Linked DNA regions of Homo sapiens: regions 1 and 2 are each linked to region 3. A link is a contact called in ENCODE Hi-C or POLR2A ChIA-PET data. All regions are on one chromosome and are shown on one strand. Each heading gives the region's core, a stretch centred on a gene start or an enhancer-like site at or near the end of the contact. The rest is flanking DNA. Distances are from core to core; before and after follow the strand shown.

Region 1 (3,028 bases), core at 294-2,793, 200 kb after region 3:
GTACTAAAGAGCTAGAATAATAGATCTTGTTTCGGAAATGCAAGAGCAGGAAAGCTCTAAGCATCTAAAGCCTAGAGCAATTGTGGTTGGGTCTGCTCTTCAAGATGCTACCCTTAAAATAATTCATGCCTCAACTCCAGCTGTTTTCCAACTTTGAGTCTTTGCCGTTAAGAAGCAAATTATAGAAAGAGTGTTTGATTGGCTCATCTTGGTCACATGTCAATTTCTTGGTCACATGTCCATTTCCTGTTGAGGGTTAGGGGTGAGGGATGGAAGGTACCTTCATTGTTATAGCCAGCCTATTGAATTGGGGGCATGTTCTTCAAAGGAAAACAAAACACTGTTACCAAAAGGCAGAGTGAGGGATACTACACAGGTAGAAACAACAGACTCTATAAGGACCCTTGGCGGATTTTACTTTGGTAACATTAGTCATGCCACTCCCTAATGTGACTTCTCTGGAGAGGTGAGGCATGTTGCTTCTCTATCTTGGATCACTTGGGGTGAGTGATGATGCTTGGCTCAGAGTACTGGTTTGTTTCAGAAACCCTATTTTTTCTTTAAGGAAGACGCTACTTGTTCGTTTTTCTCTGCTGGATGTGGGCAGCTCATAAATAGACTCCTCAGAATTAAACATAACCTTCCATGCCAACACTAAATAGCTCTTTTTCTGTTTTCTTGTGTTTATTCAGCACATTTGTTAAGTGCCCACTATGTGCGTGCATTGTTCTAGATGTTGTCGTATGGCAAGGTCTGCACTGTTCTAGGCGTTGGGGATATTGCAAAGAACAAAACAAAATCCCTGCCTCCATGAATGGACCCTACATTCTAGTTCACCATTGTATTCCCAGTTCCTGACTTAATAAATTTTTGTAGAACAAATAACTGAATGATACCAGCTCATGCTATGTTGTCTAAGCACAACTTTTTGGTGGAATGTGTTCATGATGTGGCATTGGAGCTTAATTTTTTTTTTGAGGTGGAGTCTCGTTCTGTCGCCCAGACTGGAGTGCAGTGGTGCGATCTCAGCTCACTGCAACCTCTGCCTCCTGGGTTCAAGTGATTCTCCTGCCTCAGCCTCCCGAGTAGCTGGGATTACAGGCATGCACCACCACTCATGGCTAATTTTTTTTTTTTTTTTTGTATTTTTAGTAGAGATGGGGTTTCACCATGTTGGCCAGGCTGGTCTCAAACTCCTGACCTCAGGTTATTCGCCCACCTTGGCCTCTCAAAGTGCTAGGATTACAGGCATGAGCCACCGTGCCTGGGCGGAGCTTCAGTGTTTTGAATTTCTAATTTTTCCTCCCTGCCTGTGCTTTTTCCTCTAACTCCCAGAAGTCGTAAAAAAATTCTTAAAGAGAGGGGCCTCCAAATTCTACTAGTTGTTTTCAAACCAGACTGTAGAGTTTCCCCTGCTATGGGGAAATCTGAAAATAGGAGCCAGCAGGTCTGCCTTGGAAACAAGCAGCTGATGGGTCTGTGAGTCACTGATGGCAGGGGACTGCCTACTTCCCGGACATCAGGTGCCCAGAGGGCTCTTGGTAAAAGTCAGATGCTGCTGCATGTGGTTGGCGGTGTTGGCTTCAACTCAGGCAGTAGGAACCATCTAGCGCCACTCTAAAAAAGGGGAAACTTGCTGCTGCCCTGTGAATGATATCTGAAATAGGATTGTCAAAATGTGATCTCAGCTACCATATTTGAATGTGAAACTGGAGAGTTTGGTCACGTTTTTATTCCCATCAAAGTTGTAATTTATCAAGGAAATAGTGAAGGCATTAAAATTCCGGGAAGAGGAATGCTAAGAAAAACTGATCTAAAAATCCCTAAAAACCTAGTAAACAGAAGACTCACATCAGTTAATAAGAATGAGGTAGTATTAGTATACTAACAAGGATTGCTCTCCAAGACATATTATTAAATAGAAAAAGCTTGCAAATAGATGCTGCACGCCTTTTAGATAAACAAAACAAAACAAAACTCACTAACAATAACAGCACACACAATGATGCTACATCACAAGTACACATATGTGTTTATGTGTCCAGAAAAAGGTTTGTACCATATTGATAATAATGGTTACCCGGGGGGATGTGGAGGGTGGAGGTAGAAAGGGGATTAGGTTGTGGATAGTCAACAGAGGGAATCTGAGCTGTAATATTCCAATTTTTTAGAAGACTATTTCATTTAGAAGTTTTAGAACTTAAAATTAATTTTAAAAATGTTAGTAACTGTTACAGTTGGCAAACATTTGATGTGATCCTTAGCAAGGCAGGACATTAACCTCTTGATCAAGTTTGTTAAATAGATGTAGTTCTGTGGCTTTCTATAAATATCCTGTCTGAAACAAACCACATAAAAGATGCCTGTATATTGCAGAGGTACAAATGTCATATGCAAGCCAAGTAGTGCTGGAGCTGACATTTCCCCAAACGGGCCTATATTATTTGAATTTGTTTAATAATATTGAATTCTGATATTTCTTCAGGGCTTTATAAAGGTTTTAAGACTGTCTCATTTGAGTCTCACAACTGTGTTAAATAGGGTAAGACTTGTCACCTCTATTTCATAGATTAGAAAACTGAGGTTCAGAAAAATTAAGTGACATGTTTAAAAATCAAAGTTAGTAATGGGGCACAGCACTTATATTTTCCAGGAGCTGAATGCTCCAATTTCTCCATTCTCAGCAAATCCAACTCAAATAGTTACTAGTAGCTGTCAGTCCCTAGTTTTCATTTTCTTGCTAGCTGAGTTCACATTTTGGGACCCTCCTTTACCCACTTTCTATTTGAACCTAGGTGGATTATCTCAAAATCCAAAATCCAATTTCAGAATACAGTCATTTTTACCAGGGGATTTTCCAGCCAGTAGGAAGTGTGCTTTGTAAAACCACACTCAGCCTCCATCTTGGCACCAGGTGCAAGTGGTAAGCGACATGGTGTGGGCATGACAACACAGTCCTGTGCTGTCTGGTGACAGCTGGTTCTCTGTCACATCCTGTTAATGTTTCATGATGGGTCCATATCCTGTC
Region 2 (2,730 bases), core at 118-2,617, 160 kb after region 3:
TCATTACATTGCACACTTAAAGTAGATGAATTTTATGATGTATAAATTTTACCTCAGTCAGGCTTTTTATAAGGAAATGTAAATGGACGTGTAAAACATATCAAACAGGCAGTGTGCTGAAACAAGGTATCAGGAGGGCCAGGATACTTTAAAAATTTAATGATTGAGTTTGCCTCTATCCTGCAGTTTACAGCTCCTGGATGAAAGAGCATGGAGGATCTATCGTCAATATCATTGTCCCTACTAAAGCTGGATTTCCATTAGCTGTGTAAGCGTTTTTATATAGTTTTCTTTCTAAGTCTTTGAGTTTTGTCTTCTGATTGGGGGAAGCATGTTAGGGAACATTTCTTAAATCAAGATCATTAATACCTTTAATGAGCTGTGATTCTAACAGTTAACATTTTATTTTATTTGAACTTAAAATTCAAAGTACTTCTAAAACATTTTCATCCAGATGCGGACTGCCAGATTTACCAAGGAAAGGGAAAATAGTATTTGTTTTTTGTCTGATGTTCAGATTAAACTGGATGTCTTGTGTTTTCTTGGGCAACTCTAATCCCGATGTGACTAAACTGGCCATCACTGTCTAGGAATAGCTTATTTGTTAAAGTATAGAAATGAAACTAATCTGTGTTAATTTAGATTTGAATACCATTAATATAGCTACTTGATTTTACACAGGACTGCTAAGTTGTTCCTCCTAACAGATAATCCAGGATTTTTTCTCCAAAAGTTTCTAAGGTTTTGTGCCTCTGATTAGCCACTCTGTACACAGACAGCATGCCTCCTTTATGCAAATTTTAGTACCCTGCTCATTTCCTGGATTATGCAGAACTCCCAAACATGTATAGGATAAAAATAAAATTCAACTTGGCTTAAGTAAAAATCTAGGGCAGTGGTTCTCCAAAAGTGGCTTCCAGACCAGCCACATCCCCATCACTTGGGAGAAGTTGTTAGCACAGCAAATTATCCAGCCCCACACCAGATCTGCTGCAAGAGAAACTCTGGGGGCAGAGCGCAGCCGTCGTGCAAGCCCTGGAGGGGATCCTGGTACCTGCAGAGCCACTGCGGAAAGGGCATGTTAGGTTCAGCCACAATGTTAGCAGGAAGCTGCCTCTCCTTTTGGTTTTGCTTTCTTCATGTCTGCGTACATTCTCAGGCAGGCTGTCTCTAGGTGTGGCAAAAGGCGAGTACTAGCAAGAGTTACAGGTCAACACTCTAGCTGTTCTTAACTCTCCAGTGAGAGAGTGCCTCTCAAGTCATGCCAGCAAAAACAATATTAATGGTGCCAGCAGGTCCCAGAGAGGATACTCATTAACTGACCCTGCCTGGTTATGTGTTCAGTCATTAACCAAAAACTGTAGAAATGAGGTTGCTCTGCTATGCATGGTCAGCCTGAGGAATGAGGAACTGTGGTCATCATCGCTCAGACATGGACTGAGAACAGGCAAGAGGTACTTCCTCAAGTGGAAATCAATGTGATGTTACTAAAAACAGAGTAAAAAATGGTGTGCAGGCCATTGATACCACTCTACCTTCTTTTCCTGCTCATTATTCTTTACTAAATGTATTTACCTATTTTAGCATCTTGGAAGAAATAATTCAGATTGTAGGTTCTTTCTGGCATTTCCCATCCTCACAGGCAACTAGTGTTAATAGTTTTGGGGGCATATCTTTTTCCTACATTTTAACCACAAATTTAGGATGCTATAAACACTATTCTGTATCTTGATGTTCTCAAATGAAGCAAATATCCTGGAGATATTTTCTTAACAGAGTCTAAAGAGATTTCTTCTTATTTTTTTATGGCTAATATGCCACTTTTATAAACCATAAGTAAGGAATGATTTGTGTAACCATTTTCCAGTTGGTGAGCATTTGGGTTGTTTCCAACCTTTTGTTATTACCAAAACCAAACTAAACACCTGCAGTAAGTAACATTTTCTGTACATCAGATAGTGTGTAGCCTAAATTGCAAGAGGTATAATTGCTAAGTCCAAAGCCAAATGCCTTTGTAATTTTAAGAGATATTGCCAAACTGCCCTTTAGAAAAGTTGTAGTTCCTTTATGAGTGAAATGTGTCCTCTTTCATGCATATGTAAGAAGTAATGAGAGTTTCTTTTCTTAAAATACATTTTTGAAATGAAATCACTGGCTTTTCTGATATTCGGTTGGCTAGAAAAAAAACACAGCTTGTCTTTAACATGGAAAAGAAGTGTTTCAGATACTTCTTGCTTTTGTTCTCTTAAGAATCGTTTCCTTTTCCAGTGGCCTTCACACTTTGGACCATGACTCATAGTAAGAAATTTTACATCTTGACCTAGTAAACACATATGTGTATATGTGTCTATAGGCAAAACAAAATTCGTGAAGCAAACATTCTTACTATGTATTGTGCACTCTGATTTTTCTTTCTTTCCTTTTTTTTTTTTTTTTTTTCTGAGATGGAGTTTTGCTCCTGTTGCCCAGGCTGAAGTGCAATGGGGCGATCTTGGCTCACTGCAACCTCTGCCTCCTGGGTTCAAGTGATTCTTATGCCTCAGCCTCCTGAGTAGCTGGGGTTGTAGGCACCCACCACCACGTCCAGTAGTTTTTTGTATTTTTAGTAGAGACGGGGTTTCACCATGTTGGTCAGGCTGGTCTCGAACTCCTGACCTCAGGTGATCCACCTGCCTCAGCCTCCCAAAGTGCTGGGATTACAGGCATGAGCCACCACACCCGGCTGATATT
Region 3 (2,750 bases), core at 105-2,604:
ATGGAAGTATTTACTGTACACTTACTATACACCAAACATTTTATGTGGTTCATGCTCATTTAATCCTGACAGCCCTGAAAGTTAGGTTAACATAAACCCTATTTGACAGGTGCAGAAACTGAGACTGAGAATAGTCAAGCAACTTGGCTGAGGTCACAAAGCCAGGATATAGTGGCAGGTTTTGAAAGAGGCAGTTTGATTCCAGGCTCGGCTCTGATAATATTAAGCGGGCATTAAAAAGCAGGCTTCTGGGAGATGGAAAAGGAGTGGTGGAATCATCAAATGGCATGGATGTTGTACATAACTGAAGCCCTGGATTACAGAATTAAAATTCCATGTCTGTACTCCTCCCTCCCGCTCCAGCTCCACAGTTGGCGTGGGCCAGCCCAAGGCTACTGGTGGTGGGAGGAATAGCTTCATGTCCTCAAAGCACTCACCTAAATTCTGGTGTAGGGAGAGCTTAAAGTCTGTGGAAGAGACCCAGCATGCCTTTCCAAGTAGGTCCTGGGTTAGAAAGATCTGGGAGGCCTGTGTGTTAAAAGAGATGGCAGGAAATGATTCAGCTCTATATCTGTAAAATCTCTGACAATGACAGGATGTGAGGAATGACAGGAGGATCAGGAGGGCTGGGCGGGGGTGACTGAAATGTACTGACCCTGGCTGCAAACTAAAAATAAAATCCTAAGTCCCCTCCACCAACTGAATAGAAACGCTCTTGGCAAAGAGGACCCCAGAAAAACCTTAGAAACTGAGTTCCCAGCCATGACAGGACAAGAGGTCAGACACACCTCATTATACTCCCCTCCCTTTTATGGTTTAGACACAACCAACCAGCATTAATGTCAAAATAGAGGTCATAAGACTGACCAAACACACTCTTTGTGGCAACAAGATACCAAATTACAAACAGGACCTAAGGCCATGCCAAACAAGGGTTAAGTCATGCAGCCCTACACTTAAAAGAATAAACTATGTTCTAACTGCCACAAGTTTTCCTTTTCTCTAGCAGCTAAATAAGCACTGGCCTCTAAATAAACAATACTAAAACACTTGCAGCTCCACCAGATGCTGACTAACTGAACTCCACCAGCCATAACTACAGCTTTGATTGGACAAGAGTGATTTCGGTAATTTTCTCCTGGTAAGGAGCCCACCGACCATGACTGGTTCTAGCGGGTTTACAGAGATTGCATACTTGAGTGCCTTCATGTCCTGAATAGACCTTTTGATGTATAGGGCCTGATTGCAATATTTAAATATTAAGTCTCCACCCCAAGGTGAACATGTGTCATATGTAAGATGCATGTTTAATATGCATGCATCAGGACCACTTTCATTAATATTCATAGCTCCTCCTGTAACCTGTTGAATATGTGTTAAGCCAACCCATTCAGCATAAAAGCATAAAACTCCTACCCCAACCCCTCCTCCTTGGAGGTGCCTGTCTCTGGGCTTCTGCTGGAGGAGGCTGTGCTTCCTGGCCTGCAGGATGGCCACCTGGCAGGCTGTCACCCTTAAGAAATAGTGTCTCCATTTTTCTAAATTTGTATCTTATGATTTTTTTTTTAAAGTTAACGTATCTGGCAAAGATGGGATTCTGAAGCAGCCCCTGAATTCCTTTTCCTGTGTCACCCAGGACACCAGGTACAGCCAAGGTCCCTTTGAAAAAGTCCAGTTGTTCCTGACTATGCTGGGAAAGGATCTGGGTAAGTGCTATCAAAATCCAAGATCTCCCACTTTTAGGTTGCAGACTTGATTTCTTCTTTTAGGCCTCCTCCATCTGTGGAACTCCGGAGGAGACCCTCCTGCTGGCCTTGGGTTTGGGAGGGCATTCCTAGTTCTTCTCAGTCCTTTCTGTTCTCCTCCCTGGACCCCGGAGGGAACATCTCTCCTAGCCTTGGGTTTGGAGGAGGCCTTCCTGATTCCCTCCATCCAAGGGCCCTGGAGAAAATGCATTTGTGGGCTCCGGGCTTATGGAGAGGCATTCAGGTTGGATTCAACTGGTTCATAAGGTTTGTGGGGATGCTCACACTAAGGGCACTGGAAGAGATATCTTCATAAAGTCAGTGCAATAGGTAACTTACCCACTAGGGGCAGGAACTCCTGTAGAAGTTCAAAGGCATGCCAGGTTTTCCAGCACTTCAGCTAGCTGCATATTGTGGCCTGTTCTTGTGCACATTTTAAAACTGAACGGGCAAATTACAGCAAGGAAAATTCAGAGCTCAAATGCCCAACCTGCAACTATACAATTAAAATGTAGAGTTTTCTAAAGCTATCTCTTTTTTGTTTTCGGCCTGCTTTGAATTTGCTGTTATTAAGCTACTGCTGTTAAGATAAAACTCATTGTTTATGATACTACTAATTCAAGGCTACTTGGAGCTTTCTTTACAGTTCAGCCAATTGTAGCTAAAATGTAAACACTGAAAACTCATTTGAAACTTCAGGAAAAAAAAAAGGGGTAAAAGGTTTTTAAAAATAAAACTGCCATGAAAACTACTTTTCCCAAGACTTTGGTCCATAGCCTTCATTGGATTACCTACTGGGACAAATAAAGTTTAGCCATGTGAACAGGTCCCAATTTTGTCAGAAATAATTTGGATCCAGCTGTCTTTTGTTAAGTGGTGAGTCTGTATTACCATCTCATGGCTAAGGTTCCAGAGTAAAAGCTGTAAGATCTTTGTGTGTATGTGTTTAAATGTTTGTATATGAACATGTATTATGTTGTGTTGTATCTAGCATGGTACCAAACT

What was found. Hi-C counts contacts between places; a loop is a spot of excess contacts on that map. ChIA-PET counts read pairs that join two places held with the same protein, here RNA polymerase II (POLR2A). Pooled maps may share reads with other maps.
Region 1: a loop to region 3 is called in a pooled map, with 2.4 times the contacts of the local background. The contact joins the enhancer-like site here to the promoter of LINC01963 in region 3. A Hi-C loop is called at or near these places in 5 of 50 pooled maps. POLR2A ChIA-PET finds 5 or more read pairs at or near these places in 3 of 52 experiments (H1, activated CD4-positive, alpha-beta T cell and activated T-cell).
Region 2: a pooled map shows a loop between it and region 3 (2.9-fold over the local background). The contact joins the enhancer-like site here to the promoter of LINC01963 in region 3. A Hi-C loop is called at or near these places in 6 of 37 single-sample maps with no recorded cell type and 3 of 50 pooled maps. POLR2A ChIA-PET finds 5 or more read pairs at or near these places in 5 of 52 experiments (B cell, H1, OCI-LY7 and 2 more).

The regions. Positions count from the first base shown.
Region 1 is chr2:216,016,111-216,019,138 of GRCh38, reverse strand. It overlaps a transcript of MREG not described here. Among named protein-coding and RNA genes, the nearest start is that of MREG, 4.1 kb to the right of the region's middle. Within about 2 kb of position 1,543, at least 3 of the 41 ENCODE cell types and tissues checked have a DNase peak (open chromatin) inside an H3K27ac peak, as active enhancers do.
Region 2 is chr2:216,056,433-216,059,162 of GRCh38, reverse strand. It overlaps PECR (peroxisomal trans-2-enoyl-CoA reductase), which reads left to right. Exons shown (of 8, transcript NM_018441.6): 4 at 187-268. Among named protein-coding and RNA genes, the nearest start is that of PECR, 24 kb to the left of the region's middle. RefSeq lists enhancers at 916-975, 1,036-1,215. Within about 2 kb of position 1,367, at least 9 of the 41 ENCODE cell types and tissues checked have a DNase peak (open chromatin) inside an H3K27ac peak, as active enhancers do; they include B cell, where a contact is called at or near this core.
Region 3 is chr2:216,215,493-216,218,242 of GRCh38, reverse strand. LINC01963 (long intergenic non-protein coding RNA 1963) reads right to left here and starts at 1,354. Exons shown (of 1, transcript NR_037701.1): 1 at 1-1,354.